Linked DNA regions of Mus musculus: region 1 is linked to region 2. The links are chromatin loops, found by intact Hi-C in ENCODE. Cell type or tissue: heart. All regions are shown on one strand. Links, peaks and the distances in the headings refer to the core of each region. The heading gives the core; the rest is flanking DNA. Region 1 overlaps Ednrb (endothelin receptor type B). Region 2 holds the start of Gm35197 (a long non-coding RNA gene).

Region 1 (16,178 bases), core at 5,410-13,409, 95 kb before region 2:
GGGCTTGGTTATCATGGCCGCACGTGGTCCAGCCCATACCACTTCGTACAGACGTACAGTCTTTTTATTTCCCTTGACCACATTCTGAGCAACAAGTTACATTTTAAAAATCACATTACACCATTTTCCTGTTCTTTTCCTAGCATACTCTATGGCTGGTATGCTCATTGCTTTATCCAACTACAGACTTGGGTTGTGTCCTCAGAGACATCTTACTGGGAAGCTTATGGAGAAAACACATCCCACCAACACTCTCCTAATATGGCTACTTCTGTTTGGACATCATCTCAAGTACTGATGCGTTTGTGTCTTCCTTGTTATATGTAAGCTCTACAGAAACCAGTAGTGCGCCTTGTACTCAGAATATTCTTTATGGTGAATATTCAATGCCCGTTGGTTGAATGAACTAATGACTAGTTAATTTACTAATCCAGAAGCTCTCATACACATTATAGAATCTACCTAGTCAATACAACATAATATAATAATGTCTTTTAAAACATGGATCAACTGGTACCTTTTGTACATTGTATGATTTCATATAAAGATCCAATTTCTTACTTCTCTATAAAAATTAGGGAATTTTCATGTTTGGGGTTCCTTGACAAATAGCATCTGATGCTTATTAGATAAAGATTATCCCAAACCTTGCTGCCTACCCCTCATTACCTTCCTGATACCAGTGACTGGCTTACACTGGCTTCCCCTTTACTGCTTGTCAATGTGCTCAGCCCTGTAAATTTCCAAGCCCCGGTATTAAATACGCATGTGGAAAGTCTCCCAACCTTTGTTGCATGTATCTGTGTAATTTTTTCATGTCTAATTTAGAAATTAAATCGGTCTCATGTTCATTCTTCCAATCTCAGTTGTAATGAGACACAGACTGTTGTCTGTGCCACCATGCCGGCCACAGAACAATCCACGGAGCTTGACACACTCACTGGAGTCTCCGTTGCCAGTACAAGGGCAGAAATTTCCAATTGTGTTTCAGAGTAGCTCTCATTTTTGTAAAGTTATTTCTAAAGGAGTTTTTCAAACCGCATAGATTATAAATATTTCTCTTTATTTTCAAAATCTCATGAATATTAGATCCAGATGTCTACCTTACATGATTCATTTACCAGCGTGGCACACCCAGTGTCTAAGAAGGAAACCAGCTCCATTTAATAGCAGTCATTGAAGCCAGATAAAGAGAAATATGTGTATAAATATGGAAAGAGAATGCACTATGTCCTTTTGCTCGGTACCTATTTGTTTCAGCCATATGAACACTCGCCAAGCATCTGCTGTGTTTCAGGCACCATTGGAAGCAACTGGGGAACTCATATGCATCTTACACTTCAGAGAGTCAGACAGCAAAAACCAAACAAGCCATAAAGTCACTTTTATATGCAGTAAGATTAGTAAGAACTATAATAAAAAGGAAGAGGGGAGGGAGTGAAGGAGATAGAGAGGCCTCGTCAGGGGCGGGAGAAGCAATGTGATCTAGGTAGGTGCTGTGGAGCGAGGAGATCTGAGCAAGTCCTGAGGGAAGTGAGAGAGGACATGGCCATCTTTAGTGGGAAGACTGGGGATGTGGGAGCGTGGGGTAAAAAATGGCACAGACCAGATGCCCTGTAGCAGACACACACCCAACCGGTGCATCCAGGGAGTGGTGTGGCTACTCCAGCTGAGTTAAGTAAAGGGACCACTGATCGATCGGGGCAAAACCTTGAGCACTCATGATGCTCTCCACAGAGCAGGGCCAGTCCAGTCATCTCCACTTAAGACTATCTAACTTTTTATTTAATAAAACTTCTATTTTTAACATGGTCCTCACCTTAGCTTTGCAGTTTTATGAGACATGCAGGTTCTGTTTTCTAAACCAGTGGTCTTCAACCTTCCTAATACTTTGACCCTTTAATTCAGTTTCTCATGTTGCACTGACGCCGCCCCGCCCCTCCCCCAACCATAAACTTACTTTTTCTTGCTAAGTCACAACTCTAATTGTGCTTCTGTTATGAAGCGTAATTTAAACATCTGTTATTCCCCATTTGTTTTGGGTGATCCCTTTGAACGGGTTGTTCAGCTCCCCATCCAGAGGGTCATGACCCACAGGTTGAGAATCACTGTTCTAAAGTGCCAGTAAGCCACTGGGGCATTGGCCTTTCTGAGGAGAGCCTGATTGTGCCACTGTCTGCACATAAAAAAAAAATCTCATAAACCAGCTGCACTTGTGTTACTTCCAGTGTGTTCTATATTGGACACAGGTGCCTTTTCAAAGGGCAGTTCTTCCTTCCCTCTGGCCGTTAATCACCGGCACTCAGTGCTCAGCTCAGAAAAATCTCCGTAACCGACCTTCCCGTTTCCTCTATGCAGTTGCTCGCAGAGGACTGGCCATTTGGAGCTGAGATGTGTAAGCTGGTGCCCTTCATACAGAAGGCTTCTGTGGGAATCACAGTGCTGAGTCTTTGTGCTCTAAGTATTGACAGGTAAGAGTCTATTCTCAGGCCAAGGCGATCCTAATCCAACATACAACTGTTATGTCACTTAGGAGATAAACTTTGCAATTCAATACAACCAAGCTCTACCTGCTAGACAAATCATTCTGTTTATATCTTCAGATATCGAGCTGTTGCTTCTTGGAGTCGAATTAAAGGAATTGGGGTTCCAAAATGGACAGCAGTAGAAATTGTTTTAATTTGGGTGGTCTCTGTGGTTCTGGCTGTCCCCGAAGCCATAGGTTTTGATATGATTACGTCGGACTACAAAGGAAAGCCCCTAAGGGTCTGCATGCTTAATCCCTTTCAGAAAACAGCCTTCATGCAGGTACGTTCACTTTGCTTGTTCTTTCTGCACTTTCCTTATAAATATTTCACTATTTCCCCCAGTTCCCCACCTTGGTAGGCTATTGATTTATTACTACCTTTGGCATAAATTAAGAGTTTGGATCCCAAGACTGTGAGGTTAACCATCACTAATGACCCAACCTGCAAGAGTCAGGATAATTACTTCTCCAAGAACACCCTGGGGATCCAGATAAATCAAGTTCCTGCAAGAATGGCTGTGACTTTATGGCTTTTGTGTCTAACGTCCCACAGGATTGATTATTATTGTGTAATCTACACAAGACAACCCAACATTGTCAGAGAAGCAGATGGTTTAGCAGATGTTTAGATAGAAGTTGCCTAACCTTAGTGGATTTGGAATGGCAGCCTGACCCTTCATTTCTGGTGTTAAAAGAAAATCTGCCTTTCAAAATAATATCAATTTTTGGCCACCTACTAAAGAACTTCTGATCAGAAAATAGGAAAAGAATAGGGAAAAGATAGATACTAAATATAAGACTTATTTTTAACAGGATTGGTTAGTAAGAAGGTGGTTGGTTGGTCTATCATCAAGGATTGTTCTCTATTTTACATGTAAAAGAGTATAAAAACTTTATGAACTATACATTCAATTATCAGTAAAAGAACAAAGTGGGTCACCAATTCAAAGTCAAGGAGGAAATTGCAGTTTACTAGAAGGGGAATAACACACTGGGGACATAAAATTCTTTCCTATAGAAACATATCTGTATAGATAAGGTTTTTGAAAGGTAACAGAAGAAAAGAAGACAGGAAAGGTGTAACTTACAAGCACTGTCCTAAACAACCTTTCAGGTATACACTACTGACTTACGTGGCAGCCCTGATCTCTTCATACCTGTTTTTCACACTAAACACTCATAATTGAAAGGGGAAACATCACCTAAACACTGAAATAGGTTTATATATTTAATACCAATAATACCTAAAATTTGAAATATTTGTTTTTTCAGTGTTGTCTACACGTAAGAATTTTGCTCAGCTCCCTACAGCTTATTATACCATCCCAAAGAATCGAAATATGTTCTTCAATGTTTCTTTTATTTAATGCAGGCCTTTATTTATGTGTTCAGTAGATATGGCCCACGAAACCCTATACAGTACATATATGGAAGATGTTACAAAATAATTGTCCTTTGATGAATATGGCATTTGTAATTGACATTTGATACATATGGGGTTTTTTAAAGCAGAAGATATTAATCATAAAAATTCTTTCTTCCCCATAGTTTTACAAGACAGCCAAAGATTGGTGGCTGTTCAGTTTCTACTTCTGCTTGCCGCTAGCCATCACTGCAGTCTTTTATACCCTGATGACCTGCGAAATGCTCAGGAAGAAGAGCGGTATGCAGATTGCTTTGAATGATCACTTAAAGCAGGTAAGAGAATGGAAGAAGCTAGTAGAGTATAGCCATAATTATGGTCAGATCTAAGTCATGATGATGATGATGACATGATGATGATATGATGAGCTAATTTTACACACTAGAACATATTTTCACTTTCTTCATTCTGTTCCTGTAACAAAAAAATTTTATATTACTTACTTAGAGAGTATATCATCTATAATGATCTAGAGAGAATCATTGACTTTTGTTGTTGATTCCTTTTAAGATGGAATCTCGATTAGCCTAGGCTAGCCTCCCCCCACCCCCAGGCTAGCCTTGAATTCACCATGTAGGCAAAAATATCCTTGAATTCTAGATTGTCCTTTTGCTTCGGCCTCCCAAATGACGGTAGTATGGGCTTGTACAACCTTGTCTAGTTTCACACTTACACACACACACACACACACACACACACACACACACATGTGCACATAGTGAATGTATAATATATTTTTAGATTTATTTTATGTATATGAAAGTTTTGCTTGTGTGCATGTGGACCACATGCCTGGTGCTCATATAGCTGGGAGCGGGGCAGCAATAGATGAACATGAGCCACTGTGGAGGTACTTGTACTAGCAATTTTAGTTCTCATTCACACTGACTATCTAACTGAAGGCTTGTTGTCCCGAGTCTTTATTTTGTAAATAGGATTAAATACCTACTTGAGGAGAGTGTGTGCTAGCTTTCTAAGGGCCTGTGGTTCTGTTTCAGAGACGAGAAGTGGCCAAGACAGTCTTCTGCCTGGTCCTCGTGTTTGCTCTCTGTTGGCTTCCCCTTCACCTCAGCCGGATCCTGAAGCTCACCCTGTATGACCAGAGCAATCCACACAGGTGTGAGCTTCTGAGGTAAGAGAAGAAAATCCAGTGGAACCCATGTGACATAAAAGGAGACGTGGCAGCTGTTCGGGGGAAGATAGAGGGGGTTGGAGAGGGTGCCAAGGGAGAGAGGTAAATAAAGAAGAACATGACATGTATGTGATGACATATATGTCATAACATGTATATCATAACATGTATGTCATATGTATGTATGAAACTCAGTAACCTGTGCTAACTTAGATTGAAAGAGAGAGAATAGAAACAATTATGGAATTGTCATCCAGCTGCTTCCCCATTATCAATCCATCTAATAGGCAGAAAGAATACTATTTTCTTATCCACCGAGGCCAATTAAGACCGATTTTCGATTGGCAATTGCTCTAGATGGGGTAAATTAGAGGGCCTGGAAAAGCCTTGGGAATGTAGGCACAGTCGTCAAAGTGATGAGTGACAAGATGAAAAGTGTCAGATCGGAGACATCAATGTTCAGATCAGTCCTCCCTCGCTTCCAAATGAGAATCTTATTTTTAAAAGAAATGCTGCATATTGGTGGTGAAGGTGGGATAGGGCAGTGGAGATGCCAAAGACAGACGGAGAAAGAGACAGGCAGGCAGAGACACAGACAGGCACCTCTGCTGGTAAATCAGTGGCTAAATAAAATTATTGCATGTAGGTGATTTGGGCTTTCTTCATAAAAACATAAAGGTGCAAGTTAAATACACACTTGGAGGGATGTAATCTTTAAAGACAACTTTGGGTTTCTTTCAGCTTTTTGTTGGTTTTGGACTACATTGGTATCAACATGGCTTCTTTGAACTCCTGCATCAATCCAATCGCTCTGTATTTGGTGAGCAAAAGATTCAAAAACTGCTTTAAGGTAAGAAACTCTTCTAAAATAAAATGTTTCCTGTGATCTGGCATCAAATATAGGCTTTAAAAAACACACCAATATTGCTATCTAGAGAGAGCTGGAAGATTGCTAATTTTCCCTGCCTTGCGATATATGTGATGGGTTGGGTTTTTTTGTTGTTGGTTTTTTTTTTTTTTTTTTTTTTTTTTTTGGTTTTTTGTTTTTTGTTTTTTGTTTTGTTTGTTTGTTTGTTTGATTGGTTTTGGTTTTTTTGAGGCAGGGTTTCTCTGTATAGACCTGTCTGTCCTGGGTCTCATTTTGTAGACCAGGCTGGCCTCGAACTCAGAAATCTGCCTGCCTCTGCCTCCCAAGTGCTGGGATTAAAGATGCATGCCACCACTGCCCTGCATATGTGATGTTTGTAAATATCACTTTTGCACTATAGGAAATATTTGCTTATAAATCCTTGACAATAGTAAGCCATGCCCTGATGCCTTAGCCACTCACCAGTACTATTAGAATTGTGTAGCTTAATAAAATTACATATATTGATAATCACTGTCATGTAGTCAGATAAGAATGAAACCCAGTTAGATGCAGTGTTCCTCTGATCTTGGTAGACTTTTTTTTTTATTGTTCAACTACAATTTGGGTTATAAGAAAGTTAATCTCTTTTTCTCATGGACGGTGGGAATAAAGTCAAGGGCTAGGAGATGGCTCAGAGGGTAAGGGTTCTTGCTCTGCAGGTGGGTAAAGGTTCCAGTGCCCAGCACTGATGGGGAAAGTGGGGCATGCCGTGCTGGGTGAGGGGAAGAAAAGATCTCTCTGCTTTCAAGGCCAGTTTGAGTTATACAGTAAGGTCCTATCTTAAAACACCAAAGAAAGAAGGGCAGTGGAGGGGCGGGGGATATAAGGCATGGCTACCCACATGCCTATAATTCTAGTGATAGGATTTCTGGAGATTGGTAGGCATTAGCTTAGCTCCAGGTTCAGTAAGAGACACTGTCTTAGGGAAATAAGGTGGTGGGGGATAGATCAGGACACTCAATGTCCTCCTCTGGGGCATCACACACATCTCCCCCACCTCACCCACACACACATAGTAAGTATAAAAAATTAAGATCATTTCTACTCCATCCTTCCTCCCATCTATGTGTAGTGGCAATCTGCTACTCCATGTAGAATATAAGTCTACCTTCTTACCTCAGATGCTGGCAATATGACACCCATTCTTCCACTCAGCCATTCTCTCAATAATGCAACACCAAGTAAAATATGCCTCCCCTCGCAAGAGAATGGACACTGTCACTGGTATTTCATTATCTGAAAATCAAAATTCATTTCCTCGTAAACACTGAGATAGTTGAAAACATCCTTGCCCATTCATAACTAAGAAATTAGTGATGGAAGAGAACTTTTATCCAAACCAACTCCTTTCTTTACAGAACAGAAACCCCGCTAGTTCCCTGAGCATAGAGTTTATCATAACACAAACAGAAAACCTATTTGCTTAGACCCATAGACTATCATAAAACAAACGGACTGAACAGAGTTTTAAAAATTTAAAAACTCCAGTGAAAAGTGGAAAAATAAAATCAAGGTACTTGCATCCTTTATAAATTCATAGCACAACAATATGGAAAATGCACGCAAGAGTAACATGTAGGTTTCAAATAGCTAGGCAGTATTAAACTCATTGACATGGGAGGAAATGTATGTCAGTGTCAAGTGAGGAAAAGCAGATTATGGGGCACAGACACTAGTTACCTAAGTCTGAACACAGGCACGTGTGCAATTGTAGTATTTGTGTTCTCGAAGAAAAAATGTTTGACTTTCACTGTTGTGACACATCAAGAATCGATTTCCAAGTAAATAAGATAAAGTGTCAAAAGTTAAGGTGGCTTTCGGGGCTAAAGAGATGACTCAGCAGGAAAGAGCACTTGGTGAGCAAGCTTGTGGACATGAGTTCAAACCCAAGCTCCCCTGTAAAAAGCCAGGCTTGCCTGCCTAAACCTGTAACCCTAGCTTTACAGGACAGAGACAAAGAAATCCTAAAGACACCTGATCAGTCAGCTAGGCAGACAGAGTGAGTGAGCTTCAGGTTCAATGAGAGATTTGTCTCAAGAGAATAAGAGAAAAAGCAATAGAAAGAAACAACAGACACCCTCCTCTGGCCTCTTGTGTGGTGCGCGCACACACACACACACACACACACACAGAGAGAGAGAGAGAGAGAGAGATACACACATATACTAAAAACAATTAGTGACTGTTTCTTAAGTAATGTTAATTCCATAAGTTTTTTTTTCTTTGTACTTCATAGTTGCAAAAAATTAGCACATCCCACAAATGTGATCGCCTTTTCAATTTCTAAAAATTTTATTTATTACTATTGTGTGAATGCAAGGTATATATGCATCACATGATGCATAAGTGCTACTATGTGTGTGTGTGTGCATGTGTGTATCAGAATCTGTGCACACACACACACACACATGTGCATGTGTGTGTGCACATAGACAACTTTCAGATGTCTGTTCTCTTTCCACCATGAGTTCTAGTGCTCAAACATGTCTCCAGGCCATCTTGCTGGCCTTAATTGCATCTCTTTTTTAAGGGGGGGGGGTAAAGGGGGTATGGAAAGAGAGGGAACCGGAACCCCACACTTGCAAGGATAGTCAGAGCCCCAGCGCAAGAAGAGCAGAGCGGTGGCCGTGTGCCTGAGTACGCATGTAATGGTCGTTCTGTTTCATACAGTCATGTTTGTGCTGCTGGTGCCAAACGTTTGAGGAAAAGCAGTCCTTGGAGGAGAAGCAGTCCTGCCTGAAGTTCAAAGCCAACGATCACGGATATGACAACTTCCGGTCCAGCAATAAATACAGCTCGTCTTGAAGGCAAGAACACTCGCCGAATCTCACTGTCCTCATTGTGGACAGATACCATTAAAACAAAATGAAACCGTTGCCAAATCAAAATGGAAAAAACCATGCTAGCAGAAAGGTGTGCGCGCGTGTGAGAGGGATTATTTTTAACTGTTCTGACGCTCAACACCGGATATATTCACGGGCTGTTTACAACCTAAGAAAGCTGTGGGAAGGAATGAAGCCCTCCTCCGTGGGGAAGCACTTAGATTCTTAGTCAGCACTTCAGCAGAGCTCTTAAAAGCCCCTAGTGCGTTCACATGCCACTTACGTTTAAAAAAACGAGAACTTCACTGAAGTTCTGTTCAGGAGTTTATTATCCAGTCCTATGAATCTGGATTCAAGAAAGCATGACATTGCAAAACAATTCTTAAAACGAAGTTTCAATTGCTTAATTTGAAACTTAAAAAAAAAAAAACTAATAAATTTTTATGCATACTATCATACCCACTAATCTGATTGTAACTATATGCAAAAGAAAAGGCAATATGGTTGGTAAACTTTTTTGGTCATTACCAACATTGAAATGATCAGAATTCGGGGGAAGAAAAGACAGCCTGCGAATGCCACAGAGAAAACATGGGAAAGCGTGAGCTGCTATGCCTGAGACTTCTGAAATTCCCTCACACATACTCTGCAGAAAGACACAAAACAGAACACTACCTATGATTTCTTTAAAGTTCTTTCAAATATCCTTTCATGATTGAAGTTTAAATTCCATGTGTTCAACTTCATCATCTGTAAATACTTAGCTATTAGCTATAAGCACTACACGTAGAGGACTTAACAAAGGGCAGGTCCCAGCGTTCGTAGCTTTCTGACAAAGAGATGCCAGTAACCCGGTTATAGACAGAATGTGAATTGCCCGGTGCAGTGTCCACATGGCAAAGAAGCAGGGAGCATCCTTTCAGCCATGCTGTAGAGAAAATGGTCCACAGCACAATATGATAGCGAAAATACCGTGGTTTAACGCCATAGAAAATAGTCACTGTAACCAGCTCTCTCGGAGGCATACTACCAACTTTTTATGTTATTCCTGAAAATAGCCAATAGAAAGGCGTTCTGGACATGGTGCTTTTTCTAAAACGTAGAAGCCAAACTGCTTCGGGGTCTGCAAGATCCTCCTCTTTGCGCATTCTTGTCTAGGTTTTTTTTTTTTTTTTTTAATCTCCTTCCACGACGTGCCTTAGGTTCACTCCGGATGAGCGGTGTGTGAAAGAATGCCCAAGAGAAAACTGAAGAGAGAGGAAATGAGGTGGGGCCAGAGGAAGCCCGTGGGGAAATATTCCCATTCTTAGCCCTGTGTTCGTCACTGCCACGTCATGTCGGTGTGAAAGGTCCTGGTTCGGCTCCAGCAAAACAAAGCGCAGCGTTCTCAGCGTGACTCGGGAACAAACCAAGCCCGAGAGCTTTAACCTTGTCTTAAAATATAACAGATTTTCCTTCCTTCCTTTTTCTCTTTCTTCTCTTCTCTTCTCTTCTCTTCTCTTCTCTTCTCTTCTCTTCTCTTCTCTTCTTTTCATAACCCAGGCCACATGTTGAAAATGAGCTTAACAATGCAGTTTTCTACCAAAATCATTGTGACAATACAATAAACCCAAACGGGACAATGAGGTAAAAAACCAAGAACAATACTGAATCCACGTGACACATGACTCTCTTTAGGAGTCACCCACAGTTCTTGTGTGTACAGATTGCTTTTTAATCATAAAGGACGCCCCAGATCTTCAATTTTAAGTTAGTTATTGGCTCCCCAGTAGTTTCACAGCGTGGATATATTTTTAATTTTTACTAAGTTTTAGATTGGTTTTATTGTTGTGTTCTAAATTCTTAAGTCCTAACATCTTTGTTTAACCCAGATGTTCCTTCCCTCTTCATGGGCAATAATCGTCCTGCCAAATTATGAAATGGCATAAGAATACTATTCACATAATATATACAATAAAACTATATTAAGTGGCTTTTTTATTAAAAATTTTAGCACACAGACCAAGGGTGATAAGAAAAAAAACATGATTCCCTTGCATAATTAAAACCAAGATAAGAGAAGGTACCATCTAATTTAAAGCATATTTTCTAACATTTAAGTAGCCTAATATAGCAATGCATAAAAATAGTGTTAACAAGGATGTTAGAGGTCAAACGATTTGTAAGTGACTTCAGCCTATTTTCTCCCAAATTATTTACTGCTATTTTTGGTCTGTGTTCAAACATTTTCAGTATTGATAATGTGCAACAGCCAAAGGAACACTGTTTTCATCCAAATGCGGGTGTGTTGTACCTAACATGCACTTGTAATAAAGCCGTGTAAAATAACTGTGTTTTGTTTTGCTCTGGTCACCTAAAGTGGCAGCTTGTGTCGTTGCTAACTTCTTGTTGAGTAAGCAAAACCAATAAACGTTCAAATGGTTTAAAAGAGCAGCTTATCTTTCGCTACTCATTCATAAATCCTAAGTCAATCATTAAAATGAATAGAGATGCTGTAACTGTGCCTGCTCCTTGCCGGCAGGCCCAGGAGAGAGGAGAGAACTGCTGGTCCCGCCCACCGGGGTCTCTCTGGGGCTGAGCAGGATGGTGAGTGTCCACAGCCCAAAGAAACGCACCGAGCTGGGAGTCTTGTTGAAGCAGGAACTCAACTTTATGGCATCAGCCTCTCTTAAATAAGTTCAGAACATTGGGAGGGGATTTTTGGTGGGGTAAGATGACATTGAAGACATGGAATGGTGACAGAGGGTATGGAGGGACTGACAATGGCAGAGCTCTACATCAGCAACAGGGCAAAGGCAGGGCCAAACAGGTCTTGCTGAGTCACTCTGATAACAGAAGTGACTGAGGCAGGTCACAAAATTAGAGCCAGGCTTAGGCTCTCCCACAACGCTGCAGAAACTCGAGCCAGGCTGGGGCTTATCCTCAAGGCCCAAACCAGGGCCAAAATGGGGCCCAACAGTAAATGGACATCATTTATGTTAAACACATAATTATCAAGGAAAGTGAATTTAAATGCCACTATAATGGCCTTGCTATGTCTTATTACACATATGTAGCTATCACTCATGGTTGATCATTTTCTGATCACACATACTTAGCCATCCTTCCCAGTTGATCATTTTCTAATTTCACATATTGGGGATCCTTCTTATGTACACATAGAGAGTAAGGAAAGTTCTCTCTGAACAGGGTGTGTGCCATCTCCATTCTGTGCGCATGCATAAAAGCTGTAAGTGAAGTATTGGTGCCACATTTTAAAGTATGAGTGAGTGAATAAGCCAATAAGCATCTTAGGAAACTTGCAATTAATGTGGGAGATGCATGAAGAAGCAAAAGAAAAAGTCCACATGATTAGGCTTGATTTTCCCAGAGATGTAAGACAAAGGAAACCAAATCAAGGTGCTTAATATTCAAAAGAAAACTTAGAAATTCAGATAGTGCTCTTGAAATTTGAAAATATGGTAGAAGAGATAAAAGACAAAAGTCAAGACCTCCGAAGGCTAAAATTGACAACAAATAGCATGTGAAGGGCCTCTCCCAAACTGCTCAGTAAGCTGACAACCAGACTGTGCTCAGTAAGCTGAGAACCAGGAAGGAAACCAGGGAAGGAAGCCCTGGAAAGGTGAGTTCAACACAGGAAACTCAATGATTAACGTCAGCATGGTGCACTGCAAATACTTCTGCTTGTCTAAGAAGCAGTCAGTCCAATAAAAGCAGAAGAATGGAGAAAGTAGAGTGCTGAACGAGAGAAAAGTTAAAAACTGAAAGATGCCTGGTATATTGGAAGATATTCATAGGCATTTATAGCTCTACAATGGCCTCTGGGGATAAATGAATGGTAGTTACAAGAAAACGCTGATGTTAGATGCTTGTGAAGGGCTGGAGAGATGGCTCATCAGTTAATAGCCGTGGTTGTTCTTATAGAGGATCTGAATTCAGTCCCTGGCACCCACAGTGTGGCTCCCAAGCATCTTGAACCTCCATTTCCAAGGGTTCTGACATCTACTTTTAACCCCCTTGGGCAACTACAGGCATGCATGAGGTATGCAGACATACCTGCAGTCAAAACATCTATACTTAAAAAATAATAATAAGTAAATAGTAAATAAAAATAAATCTTTTTAATTTAAAAAAAAAACAACTGCTGTTCTTCCTATAACTTCTTTCTTGTGTAGAAAATATATACACATTTGTAATGTCATGACTTGAATAACAACAAATTGACCTTGTAAAAAATAACACTTTTAATCAAAGCAATGAGTGCAGTTTCATCTCTCTCTCTTCTCTAAGTCCCTGCCTCCCACTTTCCCTCTCCACCCTCCCCCATCCCCTCTTTCTCCATTCCCATTCAGAAAAGGGCAGGCCTCCATGAATAGCTGTCAACCATGATGATATCAAGTTGCAGTAAGATGAGGCACCTTCCCTCATATTAAGCCTGGACTAGGCAACCCGGAAGAGGAAAAGGTCTCTAAGCAGGCAAGAGTCAGACAGTCCCTGCTCTCACTGTTAGGAGTCCCACAAGAAGACCAAGCTATACAACTGTAGCATCTATGCAGAGGGCCTAGGTCAGTCCTGTGCAGGCTCCCTGATGTCAGTTCCTTCTCTGTTAGCCAGTATGACCCTGTGTTGGTTGTTTCTCTGGGTTTTCTTGTGTCCTTGACCCCTCTGGCTCCTGCAGTTCTTCTTCCCCTCTTCCACAGGATTCCCCAGCTCTGCCTCATGTTTGGCTGAGGGGCTTTGCATGTTTCCCTAAGTTACCAGGTAAAGCCTCTTTGATGACAATTGGTCTAGGCATCAAAGAACAAAAAGCATTTAAAGAAATGTCCTTAGGAGTCAGGGAAATGCAAATCAAAATGACTCTTAGGTTCCATCTTACAACTGTCAAAATGGCTAAGATCAAAATTACAGTGACAGCTCGTGTTGGAGGATGTGGAACAAGGGGAGCACTCGCCCACTGGTGCTGGGAGTGCAAACATATACAGCCAATTTGGAAATCAATATGGTGAGTTCTCAGAAAATTGGAAAAGGATCTAACTCAAGACATAACTATATCACTCCTGGGCATATACCCAAAGGACACATCACCACACCATAAGGACGCTTGCTCAACTACATTCATAGCAGCTTTATTCATAGTAGCCAGAAACTAGAAACAACTGAGATGTCCCTCAACCAAAGAATAAAGAAAATGTGGCACATTTACACAATGAAATGTTACTCAGTTGTTAAAAATGGCCATAACCTGATAGTTGCAGACAAATGGATGGAACTAGAAAAGATCATCCTGAGTGAGGTAACACAGACTCAGAAGAGAAACATGGTATGTATTCACTGATAAGTGGGTATTAGCCGTAAAGTAAAGGATAGCCAGGCTACAATCCACAGACCAAGAAAAGCTAAGAAGCTCTCAAGGGGAACACATGAATTCTCCACGTGAGGGAAAATAGAATCCTCATCAGGGGCGGATTGGGGGTGGGGCATGTCTATGTTGGGAGGTGAGTACAGGAACAGGAGAGATCAGGCCAGGGGAGGATGGAGGGAGAGAGTGCTGGGAAAGACAAATGAATGGGCGGAGCCTCCATGGGATAAGCTAGAAACCTCATGCGCTGGAAACTTATAGGAATCTACAAGGATGACCCAAGCAGTGGGCGGTACAGAGACCGAACTGTTCTTAATGTGCCGCAGTAAAAATCAGGCATCCACTTTGAGAAGCACTTGGGAATTAATATAGGAAAGAAATACTTATCCAAGGACCAGAAATTTCCACTTGCAGAGAATTTCTCATGGGATCACGATACAAAGACCAGAGTGTTCACAGGCAGCATTATTTATTTCAGTCCCCAAAGGGAAACAACTCAAACTCCAGTAGCAATATTTTAAATTACTAGACCATATGATATGTCAATAAAATGGAACAAGTGCTCTCCACAAGTTGATCAAGCTCCTCATGATTAAAATTTTGATTTTGAGTGCTGCCTTGCATATGCAATGCTGGGTAGGTTGTTTTGAACATGTAGGATGCTTGACAGCATCCTCTAAACATCAGTAGCATCCTTTCCTAGTGTGAGAACGAACACATTTCCAAACAGCAGCAAATACCTCTTGAGAGACATGGCAGGGGACTAACTCTGTTGGAAACTGCTGGGCAACAGTATGATTCTGGTAATATAAAGCTCAAATTCTGTGGGAAGCCACATGTGCCGTTGCAGGGTGGCGCTGGTTACCACTGGCCACCATGCATACATAGGCAGTAAAGTTTTTTTGCCAAGATGAGGTTTTGAGAATTAACCAATCAGATGAGAGACAAGTTAACCAATCAGATGAGAGACAAGTTAACCAATCAGATGAGAGACAAGTTAACCAATCGGATGAGAGACAAGTTAACCAATCAGATGAGAGACATGTTAACCAATCAGATGTGAGACTTGCAAATGAGGTGGTACGCATAACCCATGCATAACCAATCCGGGTGTGAGACACGCCTCTCCTAGGCCTCTATAAGCAGCACCAGTTTTGGGCTTGGGGTCTCTTTGCCTCTGCAATCAAGCTCTACTAATAAACGTGTGCAGAAGGATCCTGTTGTGGTGTTGGCGAGTTGGGCGCTCACAAGAAAATTCTACTACAGTAAAGCTGTAGTTACAGGGACACATACATCAACAAGAAAAATTAAAGGAAATTATAATATAAATAAGCACAGCTGTCATTCCTGGTAGAGAGGGGACAACTGAGACTGAAGAAATACAAAAGGAGGTGCTGGCCTTGAAGCTTTATTTAAAGAGATGACTTGACTTATAAATTATTATTTTGCATATACCATATTTCTATAATAAATTTCTAATCATTTTCCTTAAACAAAGAGATATATGCACCATTATGTATAATTCTCAATTTTAAAAGTTAAAAAAATATTTTAAATGTACATAGTTACAACAAATTAAAAAATTAAGGAACAGCATTCAGTGCAGTTACAGTACTTTTAGAAATGGGACAAGGAAAGGAAGAAAAATCCAGGGAAGAGAAGGAAAACGTTATTAACAAGGAAAGCCAAACTATAATATTGTCTTCTCCCTATTGACAGACCTCCAGTAACTATGCAGTATGAAAATGCTGTGGTAAGAGGATGTGGACTCGGCCCCTTCCATCCTGTGTTCAAGCATGAGTAAGCGGACCTCATGCTTAAGGATGCCTTGCTTTCAGGATCTGTACATGATGGTTAGGGTTGGGGTTGGGGTTAGGGTTAGGGTCAAGGTTAGGGTTGGAGTTGGGGTTGGGGTTAGGGTTAGGGTCAAGGTTAGGGTTGGGGTTGGGGTTGGGGTTAGAGGGTTAGTGTTACTTAGAGGGTTGGGGTTAGGGGTTAGAGTTAG
Region 2 (16,178 bases), core at 2,969-10,968:
TGGTGCAATAAACTTTTCATAGCCTATTCAATGAATGAAAATGAGGACATGACCCTCCAAGGTATGGATGAAGAGAAGGTTTTTACTGCAGATATGAGGGCGAACACAGCCAGAGACATCTGGAAGAGTCCAGAGCAGAGAGAAAGAAGTACTCTGCTCATGACCAGCACACAGAAACAGGCCATGAGGGGAGAGAGACAGGAAGAACAAGAAAGGGAGGGAGGGACAAAAGAGAGGATCAAGGAGGGAGAGGACCAAGAGGCCAAGAGTGCAAAGAGAACCAAGGAAAGATCAGAGAGAGAGGAGGGTAGGAGGGGTGGGGGAGAGGGAACCAAGACAGTGCAAGACCTAAGTGGCTGGGGTTACATGAGTCAGAAGCTGAGGAGAAGGAAATGAAGGCCCTGATGGAGACATTTAGGGTAGGGTGCACTGCTTGGAAAAACTGACTCTGAACTCCATGAGCTAAACTGAACCGCACTGACATTCATGTGCAGAACGGAACCGACAGGAACTCAGCTGAACTCAACTGAACTCTATAACTCCACCTCTCTTGCTGCGCTCCTTTTAAGCAGGCTCTCTTTCCTGTTTGTTCTCATGAGAGCTGGTGCATCCTATCTCTGACCCATGCTGTCAGATCTTTCTCCACTTATTGACCTGTCTGCAGCTCAATAGATGTCATTTTGGGGAACCAATGGTGTGTTGTTCCAGCCAGATCACACAGGCCTAGAAGGTCTTTGGATGTCATCCCTAGCCAGAGCAGACATGTTGTTGGATTAAAATTCCTCTACCTATTGCTATAGCAAACTATCCTAAACTCATAACTTCAAAGAGGAAAGGTTCGCTTTTGCTTCCTGTTTTGGAAGTTCCAATCTCTGACCCAGTGACTCTGCTGCTTTGAGCTTCTGATGAGATAGCTCATCAAGATGGGAACACATGGTGGAACAAAGCCATTCACCTTGTCAGTCGGGAAGCAAAGGAGCTGAGAAGAGTGCCCCGTAGCCCCAGTTAAGGCCACACTCACACAGACAAAGCAACTTCCCAGATGGCTTTGCCTCTGATAGTTCCCAACTATTACCTTCCCAGGGAGCAAACTCCTAACATGTCCAAACATTAGCACTTTGTTTACAAGACCTTTTCTCAGGGGAGTAATATAAAACAACCAACGTCAATCTGGTATGAGGGCTGAGTAGAATGTTTAAGACCTGGTTAAAAAAAAATCAGCCATTTTCTTGAAGGCATCCACCCAATACATTGACTCTTTACAAGAAGTATGAAAGGCAAAGTCTCTGGGAGTTGAGAACAGTTAGTTTTCTCTTGGGATTTTTCCAAGCAAACATGAAGCAATAATCTGCAAGCTGTGACTAAGCAGGGTGAAGAGTCCATCCCCAGCTTCACGTAACACTGAATGAGATGTCAATGCTGTTTCAGTGAACTGACTGGGAAGTGAAAATCCCTCGCTTGGTGACCAAGAATCCTGGTGAGAACTTGTGTGCTCTGTAGGTGAGCTAACTGTAAGAACAAGGTCTCCAAGCTGAGATGGAAGGAAGGACCATCCAGAGACTGCCCCACCCAGGGATCCATACCATAATCAGCCACCAAACAAAGACACTATTGCATATGCCAGCAAGATTTTGCTGAAAGGACCCTGATATAGCTATCTCTTGTGAGGCTATGCCAGTGCCTGGCAAATACAGAAGTTGATGCTCACAGTCATCTATTGGATGGAACACAGGGCCCCCAATGGAGGAGCTAGAGAAAGTACCCAAGGAGCTGAAGGGGTCTGTAACCCTATAGGAGGAATAGCAATATGAACTAACCAGTACCCCCAGAGCTCGTGTCTCTAGCTGCATATGTAGGAGAAGATGGCCTAAACGGCCATCATTGGGAGGAGAGGTCCTTGGTCTTGCAAAGATTATATGCCCCAATACAGGGGAATGCCAGGGCCAGGAAGCGGGAGTGGGTGGGTTGGGGAGCAAGGGGGGGGGGTTCTAAGGGACTTTTGAGATAGCATTTGAAATGTAAATGAAGAAAACATCTAATAAAAATTGTTTAATAAAAAGAGAAAAACAAAAAAAAAGAAAGAAAAAAGAACAAGGTCTCCAGTGAGTTGTGAAGTCACGTGGTGGAGAGAGCCTAACTCTTCTTACCAGGAGAATCCAGACCTTCAATCAACTCTTCGTCTGTGTTGAAGGAGGTCTAAAGCGGTCTGAGCTCACATGAGAGTGGGTCAACAGGCGAGACGTTCATTCCTTTGATAGAGAAAGGCCTTAGTTACAACTGGGCTATCTCATAAAAGGCTAATTCTGTTGTCTGTTGACTTCAAATATTTGAAGCTCAAACTTAATAACTCTGAGATTACATTCAAAGCACATATGTCTGTGGTTGCAGAACATGCTGGGGCTTCAAAATTGGGCTATGAAAGAAAACAATGAATCTTCAGAAAATAGGCTATCGAGAAGATAGCTGTAGGTTCAGTCTCATTGGAATGGCCAACAGCCTTAACCACAGTGTCTGAAAGCGAGAACTGATAAGAGGGCAGAGTACGTAGTTTTGCCTGAGAGCAATCAGAAACACAGTGATCTAGGCTATAATAAAAGCTATGAGATCTGAGTCATTCAGATTCCATCATGGCAGGACCATGACTTGGGAGTTTTAGGGAAGAGGAAAAACATATGTTGGAACAGGGTTTTACAAGGCATTAAAGACTGGTCAAGACTAAAAGTAGTTATGACAGTAGTCTTATAGATCTGGTTGAGGCATTATTCCCAAAAGGGCAAACCTGGCTCAGGAGTACATCAAATCCTAGAGTTGTTTCAGAAAACAACCAGCTGTTGAGGTGTGGATAGGGCTGAGTTGCTCACAGTTGTCTACAGAACCAGACACGGTAGACCTGGCTCCGGAAACTCCGTAATTCTTCACATTGAATAAGGGCCACACTTCAGAATGGTAGGTTAAGACTGGCCTTTGCAGAAAGTACCCTTTCGAGTCCATTCTTATCCCTTTCTATGTTTGGGTTACCCTTTTGCCAAATCATCAATTTGATACAGAAAATGTTGATAAGTGACGTAAGATTTTAGGTAATGGCATACAGAATACTAATTTAAAAGCTGACCTAACAATCATTGAGATGGGAGACTGGGGTTCTATCTCCTTCTGCTAATGGTGATTAAATACCACTTTGTGCTTAAGGTCAAAGCTTTTGCTTCAAATTTTGTATTGTTTACTTCAGCTTCGTGGTTCCAGTGAAGATATAGCTAACTTTTTGTTGTGAAGTGCCACAAGCAAATGTTTAAGTTTTAAAAATTTTTTTTTTATTTTTTAATTATAATGTAATTACAGGTTTTGGCCCTTTCCTTCCCTCACCTCCAAATCCCCCCATGAACACCTTCCTTTCTCTCCTTCAAACTCCTTTTCTTTATGCTCATGTGTGCGTGCATGTGTGTGCACTCCTAATAAACAATGCAACCCGCTCAGCCAGTGCTGTGTTACTTGTATGTATATTTTCAGGGCTGACCAATGGGTGTTGGATAACCCACTGGTGTGCTCCTCCCTGGAGAAGGTGATTTCTTTTGCTCTCAGCATTCCTTGGTTGCCTGCAGTTCTTTGTGTAAGGCCATGTGCTTTCCATCTTCCACATCAGCATAGATATTTTAGCTTGTAGCCATAGCATTATTCTTGCAATACTGTACTCAGCTGTCAACAAAGTAAACAAACCAATGCAGCTACAGAACATTGCAACTTCATTTTCAAAATTAGATTTGATTCATCAGTTATGGTTTGCCAGTAGCTCCCACGTCACAACTTTCTGTCTATGATCAACAGCAACAACAACAAAGATTAACTGGCGGATTTTAATGTCACTACGTTCTTTACATCTTTCGTGATGTAAAGATTTGATTTCTAAGCTTACCATAGAACCCTCAACTTACTAACCACCATTCACTGTCCCAAGAAGCTCTGATGTCTGCATTCGAATGTCTTACCGTTTGGAAGCAAGTGATAGGTAGCTGAAATTAAGATAATGAGAAAGAGGCCTCTGAGAAGTAAGGGAAATGCTCAATGTGCATTGTGCCCCTGGCTCCCCACTGTACAGCTAACCAGCTGTCAATCATCAACCACTGTGGGACAGCACGGAACCTGTATGCTCGCCTTCTTCTGCCTGCAGAAGATAACAACATAAACTCTGTGACTTCAGATATAAAAGAATGTGAGACCACTTTCCAGTTCTCTGTATCATACTGACATAATTCTCACTGCTCAGAAAATAGCTGATTTAGGCATAGAAACAATGAAACCTTCAGAAATGTGGCAGGTGCCTAGAGAAAATATGCTAAAGCTTTCTCAGTCTGAAGTATTAAATACAAACTCTCCACAGTTACATTCACAATGTTCTCACACTCCGTGTCTGCCGATCCAGGAATGAGCCAGATGCAACCTGACTACACCTATCTACATAGGACTCCTCAGGTCCCATCCCATCTCCTAGGACAAAGCCCTTCGGGTTCCATATTGAACGGGGCAAGACTGCAGAGATTAGCAGTGGCCCTAGTAATGTGACCCGAATGGGAATCTCAGGACCCCGGTGAGGCTGCACTCGGGGTCCTGGGAACGCACTTTGAGTCATTCAGGAGAACAAGTGAAGGTCTTGTTGCTGTGCCTCTCGTCTGCCTTTTTGTTTCTGGTACTGGGCTGGAGGCACCAGACTAGAACAGAAAGATCACAGGCTCTTTTTTTTCCCTTCAAGAGCCCCCAGTGAAACAACACAGAAACCTCCTGGTACCCAAATGCGCGTGCTTGTTCTTCTTCTTCTCCCTCTCCCTCCAGTGATGTCACAGAAGGGCAATCATCTCTCTACTGTAAAAACAGAATGCATTTAACATTGTGCTATATGAGCTTCAGAATTTAATTTTTTTAAATGGCGTTTTAAGTATAACTACAATGTGCTAACTTTATGCTTAATCCTCCTCTTGCCTGGATGATCGTTCTCTTGACTTTGAGCTTTATTCTTCTTGGAGATATTTGTAAGCTTTATTATAGTTTTATATGATCGTATGTAATTTATAATCTTGTTTCAATAGTAAAATTTAACCGACACTTGTCACTTGGAGAATACGTTTTGCCACAAGCTTTCCTCATTTAGCACCACGTTTTCAATGTTTTTTTTTTAATTTTATCCTTTATAATTTTACCACATGATGGTTTCTTTATCCATATTTCTATTTGTGGCTCAATAATATCACTACTTTTTATGATAATAAAGGGAGAGATCCTAGGGATAACATACATATACTTATATATACATGTATAATATGTGATATAATATATTATAAGTATTCTTATATATACATAAGTATATAAAATATATAAGTATATCTGATATATAATTATATAATAAGCATATACAATAAAAGTATACTTATATATAATACTTATTATTTATATAATACTCATATATTATAAATATACTTATAAAACTTATACTTAAATATAACTATATACACACACATATATAAAACAGTTGGGAATGATGATATATACTCGCCATCTCGTCGTTTGACAACCTGAGGCAGGAGGATTACAAGTTCTTAGATCTTAAGATTAAGATTGCCTAGCAAGTTCTTGTCTCATAAGATTAAAAATAACACACTCAAGCAAAACTCTTCTTCTTGTCAAGTATTCCTGTACTTTCTTTGCATACATTAATAATAGACTTGGCTTTTAGATGTTTATCACTGCCTTCCTTTGAGAAATGGTAGAACTAGCCTTGCCTCTCACGTGGAAAGCCACATTACTAGGTCACATTACTAGGGCCACTGCTAATCTCTGCAGCCTGGGAGAGCTGGCCCACTACTTGTCACTCATTCCCATGTGGTAGCGTGGATGAGGGAGAGCTACCGTCCCCCGACCCCCTTCATCACCTAGTGTAGACAGGAGACCTGGCCCTGGGGTCATGGCAGCAAGAGAGCTGGCCCTACCCCTCACCTCTGTAGCACTCGGGCAGCACAGTATAGGTGGCCCTGGATATGGGGGTTGCAGTGAGCTGGCTCTGAGGGTGTGAGGAAGGGAGAGCCAGTGGGCTGACCAGCTCAGGTGCAGATGCAGGGCTTTGAATTGGCCTAACTCAGCATTATCTACCCCAACCATGAACTGCATGGTTACATGCAGTACTTGAACAAGCTGTTCTTACAGATCCAGAGCTGCAGGATCTCCATGTCAAAGGGTGACAACAGGGTATCTGAGAGGAGTCTCAGTGAGGATCCAATATTGATAGAATAGCAGAAGCCAGAGGCCTCGAACCAGACAAACAAGCCATTGAGATCAACACTTGCAGGCAAAGAAATGGGGGCCAAAGTGTGTACTGTGGAAAACCCTGTGATGCACTACACTTCCACAAGGAGGTTTTTTTTTTTCCTGTTGTATGGAAGTTGCAAGGATGGAGGGCAGGTATGAGCAGAGGGGGAAGTAGGAACGAGGTGCATGATGTGAAATTCACAACCGATAAAAAGTTGGTTGTTTTTTTTTTTAAAGGAATCGTAATAAAAACAAATTTAAAAAATTGAATCAAGAGATGTTCTCTTCTAATGTTTGTGTGGCAGCAGTGAGCACCACCTGTGTTTTCCTAAGTTGGAGAAGCAACAGGGTGTGTCTGTCAACCGCAGTATCTGCTTAGACACCAGTGAAAGCCCGGCGTTCACGGGCTCACTTCCCAAGGATTCTGACTTCCGAAGGATTTGTCATCTCATGATGCACAGTAAAGATATGTGTACCAAATCAAACCAATTCGTCAAATTCTAGAGTATGGCTTGTTCCCGAGCCTTAGAGATGCATTTCCCCCATGTCACCTTCACACTGTGTCTTCAAACAGATGCAGCTGCGACTTGCAATGCTGAACCTTGTGTCACACTCCCTGGCCCTAGTCTGGCCCTCAAATACGCAACCATTTCCTGTACACGCACTGAAATGACAGTGTGGTCCCTGGGTCCCTGGGGATGATCAGACACTGCGCCACAGCAACCCAGTGGCCCCGGTCACTTCTGGGAAAGGTGGTGACAGTGGGTCCCACTGCGTTATTCCAGTCTCTGAGCAGCTGTGAGCGATCACTGCCTGGAAGCCTATTGGACATTGGAAGGAGGATGAAATAACTTTTTAAAACAAAATATTAAAATTTTATAATTTGGGGGGAGGGGCAGAGAAGCAGCCTGTATCTTGAAGTAAAATCTGGAACAAGACTTGTGGCTCTAAGATGTTATTCGAGTTTGGCCACATGAGGGCGCTGCTCTCATTCTCCTGCAGAGCTTGAGGCTATTCTCTTTCACATAGCCCTGGCCTTGCCATGGCTCACAGCAGACCCGCCTTCCTCCACCTTTGTGAGTTTACACCTTCTTCTACAAAGCAGCCTGCAGACAGACTGGACCCGTCTAGGAGTCCTGCCTCCAGCAAAAAAAAAAAAAAAAAAAAAAAAAGATGCCAGGCTTAAAGCTTGTCACTAACCCGTCCTCTGTGCCTCCAGATGATTAACAGCATCAGCAGAGACCGGTGGTTGGTTCAGTTTATCCAAAAAGTGTTGTGTGTCTCCTGCAGCCAGGCAGCACGACAGGTCTTAGGAGGACACACACCTCAGCACAGATCTTAGCACAGTCCTCCACATACTGAGGTGATGTACAACACTGTGCAACAGTTCAGACAGGCCAGGCTGCCCAAGCAGTCTCATCAGTGACTACCAGAGCACTGAAGGGAGGCTTAGAGAGAGTTGTCGGAGCAGTCAATCAGAGCAAGGACACGCACAGAGGATCGAGAACAAGAGAAGGCTGGAAACGCTGTGTAGCATACTGATAAAGAGAAATATCAACTAACCAGACCTGCCAGAGCTCCCAGGGACTAAACCACCAACCAGAGAGTACACATGGAGGTGGGGGTAGGACCCATGACTCCAGCTGCATACGTAGCAGAGGATGACCTTATCGGGCATCACTGGGAGGGGAGGCCATTGGTCCTGTGGAGGCCTGATGATCCAGGGTAGGGGAATGCTAAGGCAGTGAGGCAGGGTGGGTGGGTGGGTGGGGGAGCACCCTCATAGAGGTAGGGGGAAGGAATAGGGGGTTTCCAGAGGGGAAACTAGGAAGGGGGATAACATGTGAAATATCAATAAATAAAATAACCAATAAAATGGAGAGAAAAGAAATAACATAATATTCTCATAAGTAATAGACCAGATACACCTTGGATCTTCAAAATTGTACGGACATGATTTCATTAAACCAGCAGCACCCAAAAAAAAAAAAAAAAAAAAAAAAAAAAAAAAAAAAAGCCCTTGTAACAAATATACACTTAGGGCCAACGTTCCAACCTGTGACAATAGACACCCAAATAAAACAAAGGGCAGGAAATTTGTTTCAAATCTGACAAGACTGACTGGATCCTTTGCCTATTTCCTGCGGAGTGAATCACAGGGCGATGTTAACTCAGCCTGTGATCTTCAGGTGAGACAGTGCTGTGTCTACAATAATAGGAAAGAAAGAAATTCAAAATAGTATTTTTCCTTCCTACAGTCATCGTAGATTTAAGCTGACGTGGCTGGAGAGTGTAAGGACATTCTACTGTGTTAGGAAGAGCTTCTCCAAGCACCGGGAAGGCAAAGCCTTCAGATCACAGCTCCTCTGAGGGGCAGCACTTCCTCATCGACACTGGTCACGAGGGTCATGGCTGCTCACAGACCAAGGCAGCCCGCACAGCACAAAGCCCCAGTCAGCAGGCATGGCAATGGGGCTCGGGGAGCCAGCATCAGTCAGCACAGATATGCGCAGTGTTTGCAATGACTCGGAGTCAGGGCAGTGTGTTCATGGCTGTGTTCATATCCTCAGGACTCAGTCATTAAGGCCTGGATTCCCTAAGCAGGAGCAGGCAGAGAGGACAAATGTAAAAGGGAAGAAAGAAGCCACGAACAAAGCAAGTACTTGACTGCATACCTTGGATTAAACAAAACCATCAGAGTTCTTCAGGTTTGAAAAGATTGGTTCTCCACTGCCAAGTGTAAGCCACTTTCTGCTCGTCCTAGGACGCTATAGAGTAATTAATACACTTACCAGAATTTCCGCTCAGAAAGTGTGACTTAAGTCCTATACCTTGGGTAGATGCTGCCCTCCTGTGGACTGTCCTGGTAGTGTGGTAAGTAAACTGCTGTGTATCGCACTGCTCGTTATCCATGTGTACCTACAATAAAATCCCTACGAATCCATCCAGAAACAGTCATTTTCACAAAACATAATTTTATGATTGCTTAGGAATAAATGTACCCAGATTTATCATTCATAAAATAATTGTCCCCTGAAACTATTTTCCAAATTGTGGATCATGATCGGCTTTTAACAGAAATGATACAGAAATAGAAAGGAAATATTAAGAAAAAAATTAAACAGGATTACTAGGGTCCTTTGAAGTCTCCAGCAAATAAAAATGGTCATTGTAAACTACAGACGGTGTACGATTGAATAATCTGAACCATTTAATCAGGAAATGTCAGGTGACCTCTCTGTTAACTTGACCATTAGCAAATGAAGTGTGGCAGGGGAACCTTAAGACTGTGGGGCACAGTTACTGCCTCCTACTGAGCAGTTTGTGTCATTTCGATAAACCGTGCATCTGATAGAATTCATGACTCCTGGTTTCAAGCCACTTATCTGATTTGAGTTAGTTCTTAAAGTAGCCTAAATCTCTCCAGAAAGACACTTGAAGCCACAGGACAAGATACCACTAGCCCCAACCCTTCCCGGCTAAACAGAATTAGCAAAACAAGTCTCTGTGCTTGGATCTTAAAAGACCTTGGTTATTAAAACCAAAGCAGCCACCCAGACGTCCTAGTGTTGGCTTTGTAACAGGCTAATTCAGTTTAGCCTGTCTGGCTGTTTGGTGGACTAAGGTGTTGTGAGCCATTCCATATCTGTGTCGGGACCAAACTCTAATCCTCGGCAGAAGTGGTCCTCATCTGTAACCCCTGAACCATCTTTCCGAAATGGTCTGTCTAGTCTGGATGTCATTTAAAACTTAAGCTACTGTAACTATTTTGCTGGCTGTTGCACAACTCCATGAAATGCTCATTACAATGAGATGAAGAGATTGCCTGATTTTTTACATGAGGGGAGGTCTTTTATAGAACCACACAGAATGATAAATAAGTGATGGCCTTGGAGAATTTGTTTTGATTAACTCGCATGCTATACGTTCTAGTGTGAGGAAATAAATCTCATTAATGAATGTTTGGATCCAACCCCGATTATCCTAGGAAAATGGAGGGAGGATGTGAAGCATTGTAAAGGATGTGGGCACCAGGATCCCGGCTTTCTTTCCTCCCCAGACATAGAGTGCTGTCTGTCACCATCTCCTTTTCTGGGGAGCGAGGTCCTATAACAGGCTGGTGCTTTATTGGGGAAGCACCACGAAGTTAGCCCCCTAAATTTCTGCCTTGAACTCTGGCGCCCCCTATTGGTTTAACAAAGTGATGCAGGGCCACACTTTATCACAAGTACAAGTCAAAGGACAAGGTGTTGTTTTGAACCAGAGACTTGGGGATTATTGTGATAAAAATCATTTAAATCAGAGATTGACCAGCACTTTCTGTAAAGTAACATTAGGGACTATTTTCAGGCTTTGAAAGCCACAGTTTCCACACCTAAAAATCTTTCCTTGCCTATAAACTGAAAAAGACCATTGCAAGCAGGGTTAAATCTGTGAGCCATAGCTCGACAACCCTGATTTAGAGTAGAGTGGGTGGCTTTGCCAGTGGCTGACCACTTCCACCAAAGCTGGAGGGGAGGGTCTGCAACTCTGACGTGAGCCTGCCGGAGGGTCCTGGAACACTGCTAGAGGCTTTAACTGCTAACTGTTGAGACCTTGTGTTGTTCCACTTGGTTTCCTGTTGCTATGATAAACACCAGGGCCGGAGCAACTTGAGGAGGACAGGGTTTAATTGGCTTGCAAGTCCCCATCACAGTCTATCACTGAGCATGACTGAGAGAAGCCAGGGCAAGACCTCAAGCCAGGAACCTGGAGGCAGTCGGCAGAACTATGATGAAATCCTGCTCACCGGCTTGCTGGTCAGCCTCACAGTCAGATACTTTTCTCGTCCCTTTCAGAACCCACAGTGGGCTGATGTTGGGGGAGCTGATGTTGCGAGCATGGCATGAAGTCTTGCACCCTGAGACCTCCAGAGTAACCAGGAATGCTGAGTATACAGGACTGTTCTCTAAGGGAATGGACATAAAACCCAATCTTCCTCCTCAAGAACTAGGAATCAGAATAATTAGTTGCTTGGTGACCTGTGTTATCTGTTGGGCCAGGCTGTATCAAGCTCCTACAATGGAACTGGGGATGGTAAGTAATCTAAACGACCCTTACAACCAGCAGCTCCTCTGAGCTCCCACAACCAGGACCAGAGATACCTAATAGTCTAATTGGCCCTTACATTATCTCTGTAGCCAGAAACTCTCCCAAACTCCCACAGTAGGGAGCAGAGGTGGAAAACAACCCAGATGACCTCTATGCCATCTTATGACCAAGGCCAGGCCAGACCTTCCTTAGGCCCTTAAGCTATCACAGGTATCCTATCTCCAGAACCCATCTTCTTGGAAGAAATGACATGTACCCTGAGTTGAGAGTTTTTATGTTCTTGTCCTGATGCTTCCTCGTGCATCAGGAATTCCCTTGCACCAGAAAACTTTTCCCAAATTATACTGTTTAAATTCTTGGGAATAAACAGCCTGACATCAGATGCCCCGAGTTTTGATCCAGGATGACGATGTCCATTTGAACCAGGTTTTCATTCTCATCTCTTCAAAGTTTGCTCCCATGACCACCTGCAGGGCCAGTCCCCCTCCAGCTGGGCCTTCCCATATCAATCATTAGTCAAGAAACAGCTCCCACAGACTATCTACAGGCTAATCTTCTGGATGCATTTTCTCAATTGAGGTTCCCTCTTCCCCAGTGAACTTAGCTTATGTCAAAGAACAAACAAAAACAAACAAACAAAACTAGCCAACAGATATGTTATAAAAACAGCTCAGCTCTTGAGATGAACAGGCCTGCTGTGTTTATAATGTCCTCAAAAGTTTCTGAAGGGCTTAACTGCTTGCCCACAGTGGCTTCCTCAGCTTAACCAGTCCTTTTACTACTACTTTGGTTCTTTCTTCCCTGAAGTATTTCCTGCACCTCTCAACTGAACCATTTGCACGGTTTCCGGATCTGCTTTTGATCTAGCATTGTACTGGCCTTTAATAAAAAGAACTGGTTCCAGGAGTGGGGTGCTTCGGCTTAATGCTGAAGGTGGGTTACCAGTTTAGCAGCCCAGCAGTGAGACTAGGAAAACGGCCGGGAGACTTTTCAGAGCTAGGAAAAAGTTGGCCACAGTGTGCTGTGCTAAGATATGTGTTAAAGCTGGTGCCTGTGATGACATCTGCAAGAGTTTGGGATGACAGACCATTGCTCTTACATGCCTCTGTGCTTGGATGAAAAGAAGCTGTTAGACACAGTCCCCTATTGACTTGGCTCTGCTGGAACCAAATCTTCCACCAAATCTGTCTACCTGATCATCCTGGCAGATATCCTGGCAGGCTGGGTCTATACTACTACCTGGACAGCCATCCTCACAGGTATACCTAACCTGGCTCATGATCTGTCTGATGATCTGGAGGTGCTAAATACCTCTTATCAAATTCTGTTTCATTTAACTTAATGGAATTTCTTTTGCATTCAACCAGATTGTCACAGATTTTCTTTTGCTAAATCTGAATAGGACCCCCATCATATGTATAAGTATCTATACATATGTGTATACTAAGGCTGTCTCTCACTTAGGCTGTTTCTTTATCTTGGCCATTGTAAATCATGCTGCAATGACCTTGGAGGGCAGGCATCTTCTGGGTGTACTTATTTGAGCTTCTTAGATACGTGCTGGCATTCAAATTGCTGGTGCAGAGACAAATGGCATATGATCTCATTTATGCACACAGAATAAAGACAATAAATTCATATAAGTTGACAGCAAGAATACTGTTCCTGGAGATGGAGCACTGGAGAAATTGAAGATGCTGGAACACAAGCTTCATGACAGACAGGAGGATAGGTTCTGGTGTTAGATTACATGGTATATTCTAGTGACTAATGATGTACAGTTAGAGTAGTTAAGAGAGATTGTCTTAAATGTTTAGCCTGGTATAATAATAAATTGATCGGATAGGGGAATTGCTTTAAAGACCAGTGCTGCCCAGCCCACCATCTTTATCTTGCATGGGCCTTCCAGATTTACCTCCTGCCCTTCCCTTCAGCCTATCTTTATAGTATTTTTCCTACCCTACGATGTAGATAATTCAACTCCTACAGAGTTGGACTTTTTTTAAAAATAAGTTTATTTATTTATTTTTAATTAGGTATTTTCATCATTTACATTTCAAATGCTATCCCAAAAGTCCCCCAGACCCTCCCCCCACTCCCCTACCCACCCACTCCCACTTCTTGGCCCTGGTGTTCCCCTGTACTGAGGCATATAAAGTTTGCAAGACCAAGGGGCCTCTCTTTCCAATGATGGCTGACTAAACCATCTTCAGATACATAGGCAGCTAGAGATACGAGCTCTGGGGGTACTTGTTAGTTCATATTGTTGTTCCACCTATAGGGTTGCAGACCCCTTTAGCTCCTTGGGTACTTTCTCTAGCTCCTCCCCTGGGGGCCCTGTGTTCCAATAGCTAACTGTGAGCATTCACTTCTGTGTTTGCCAGGTCCCGGCATAGCCTCACAAGAGACAGCTATATCAGGGTCCTTTCAGCACAATCTTGCTAGTGTATGCAATGGTGTCAGCATTTGGAGGCTGATTATGGGATGAATCACCGGGTATGGCAGTCTCTAGATGGTCCATCCTTTCGTCTCAGCTCCAAACTTTGTCTCTGTAACTCCTTCCATGGGTGTTTTAAGATAAAAAAAAAAAAATTCAGGTGACAGTAGATGCTGGCAAGGATGTGGAGAAAGAGGAACACTCCTCCATTGTTGGTGGGATTGCAGGCTTGTACAACCACTCTGGAAATCAGTCTGGTGGTTCCTCAGAAAATTGGACATAGTACTACCGGAGGATCCTGCAATACCTCTTCTTGGCATATATCCAGAAGATGTTCCAACTGGTAAGAAGGACACATGCTCCACTATGTTCATAGCAGCCTTATTTATAATAGCCAGAAGCTGGAAAGAACCCAGATGTCCCTCAACAGAGGAATGGATACAGAAAAAATGTGGTACATTTACACAATGGAGTACTACTCTGCTATTAAAAAGAATGAATTTATGAAATTCCTAGGCAAATGAATGGACCTGGAGGGCATCATCCTGAGTGAGGTAACCCAATCACAAAGGAACTCACACAATATGTACTCACTGATAAGTGGATATTAGCCCAGAAACTTAGAATACCCAAGATACAAGATGCAATTTGCAAAACACGTGAAACTCAAGAACGAAGACCAAAGTGTGGACACTTTGCCCCTTCTTAGAGTTGGGACTTTTATTCTTTGCAGACATTTCTCTTGTATATGTTTATCCCTTCGCAGTGAATACTCATGAATATGTTGTCCCTGATTCCATTCTGATCTCTCTTCAACCCAGTATCACAGAAGAGCAAAGTAGGTTGATGAATTCATATTTGCTCAAGTCAGTCCCCTTTCAACAACAACAACAACAACAAAAAACCTGACTTTGAATTCAGCCCCCATCACTAACCCACTCTGCTACCTGGGACAAGCTGTTAAACCTTTTTTTCCATGACTTTCTCATTTTACAAACAAGGTATTAATATTTCACTCTCTAAGACTGTGTGTGGATTGCATCAGTGATGTTTCTAAAGATCTAAGCAGCAGCCTGTGCATGAGCTTGCACAATACACACCTCCCATCTCACGTCGAATAAAACAGGAAGTCCTGAACACAGACCTGAGGTTTGGAGGGACCTTGCCCTCCCTCTTCCTCAAACCCAGTTCTTACCAGTTTTCTACAGCTCAGAGCTCACTCTATGGACACACACAGGAGACAGGAGCTCACTCTATGGACACACACAGGAGACGGGAGCTCACTCTGCGAACTCGCATAAAAGAGAAGCTCACTCCATGGACACAGAGAGAAGAAAAGGATCCCGTGCCTGGTTTGATGCTGTTCTTTCTCCACTTTGAAATTCTGAATGTTTTCAATGATGGGACTGCACTTCATCTTGAACTAGCCCCATAAGCCATGCAGTTAGCCTTACACACAAGCACATGTGTCCTTATTGGGTGTATCTATCTCCTTTAGGCTTATCTAACACCTTAAATTATTCCTCATCTCTCCTGGATAATCACTCCCCTCTCATAACACCCCCTCCTGACACACACACAGACACACAGACACACACACTCAGAGAGAGAGAGAGAGAGAGAGAGAGAGAGAGAGAGAGAGAGAGAGAGAGAGAGAGAGAGAGGAAAGAGAGAGGGAGGGAGGCTCAGATCCACTTTGGAGCCATCCATGTCTCTTATATCCTTAGTCCCTGGCCTCTCAACAAATATGTCTTCAGTGAATGGACTCAGGACCTCACTGACAGTAAAGTAACTGTGGTGTAAGTGATGGTGCACACCTATAATCCTAGGTACAGGGAGGCTCAGGCAGGGCAATGACAATTTACCATAGACTCCACAGAGAATGACAGAGGCTAAGCCACTACACTGAAGCAGCCTGAGAATCTATCTGCCTGAGCCCATGGGAAGCGGTTTCTTCCCCTGGCTCTACCACAACACTGAGGACATTTCTCAAACTTCTATCTTAAATGTTGAATCTTTTCCGTTTCCTCTGAGTTTCCAAGATACCCACAATCTACAAATGATTGCTTTCCCATTTTCTACCTGAAACTTGACTTGCATGCACAAAGATTAGGTGGTAAAAGACTAGGGAATCTCATATTGCCAAAAAGGATGATAAAGATGAGTGACTTTTAATGGTATTGTTTGGGATATTGTGATGGCTATTCCTGGATATCAACTTTACTACATCTGGAATGAACTACAATCCAGAAATGGAGGGCACACCTGTGATCTAGATCTTGAGGCCGGAAGACAGGTTTCTGACCTGGATCTTGACATGAAAATCTTGAGGCAGAGTGGCCATGAAAATCTTAGGCTC

The links. A loop is a pair of places that touch in the nucleus more often than their neighbours do. Peaks named below come from ENCODE experiments on the same cell type or tissue, not always from the same donor. Only the 100,000 strongest peaks of a DNase experiment are listed, where the experiment ranks them.
Region 1: it touches region 2 in a loop (2.8-fold over the local background); 3 of 42 quality-filtered maps call a loop at or near these places.

Annotation. Positions count from the first base shown.
Region 1 is chr14:103,809,685-103,825,862 of GRCm38, reverse strand. Ednrb (endothelin receptor type B) reads left to right here. Exons shown (of 8, transcript NM_001136061.2): 3 at 2,359-2,471; 4 at 2,604-2,808; 5 at 4,076-4,225; 6 at 4,949-5,082; 7 at 5,824-5,932; 8 at 8,663-11,248. The coding sequence ends at 8,797. All of the region lies in intron 1 of Gm35197 (a long non-coding RNA gene), which reads right to left. Among named protein-coding and RNA genes, the nearest start is that of Ednrb, 27 kb to the left of the region's middle. In heart, for the core only: no CTCF peak of the experiment used is centred there; DNase peaks (open chromatin) are centred at 8,772, 10,122 and 12,412; H3K27ac peaks cover 447 bases.
Region 2 is chr14:103,711,965-103,728,142 of GRCm38, reverse strand. Gm35197 (a long non-coding RNA gene) reads right to left here and starts at 9,117. Exons shown (of 3, transcript XR_383715.2): 1 at 9,084-9,117. In heart, for the core only: CTCF peaks have their summits at 7,257 (motif pointing right), 9,147 (motif pointing left) and 10,478 (motif pointing left); DNase peaks (open chromatin) are centred at 7,012, 8,762 and 9,082; H3K4me3 peaks cover 504 bases; H3K27ac peaks cover 778 bases.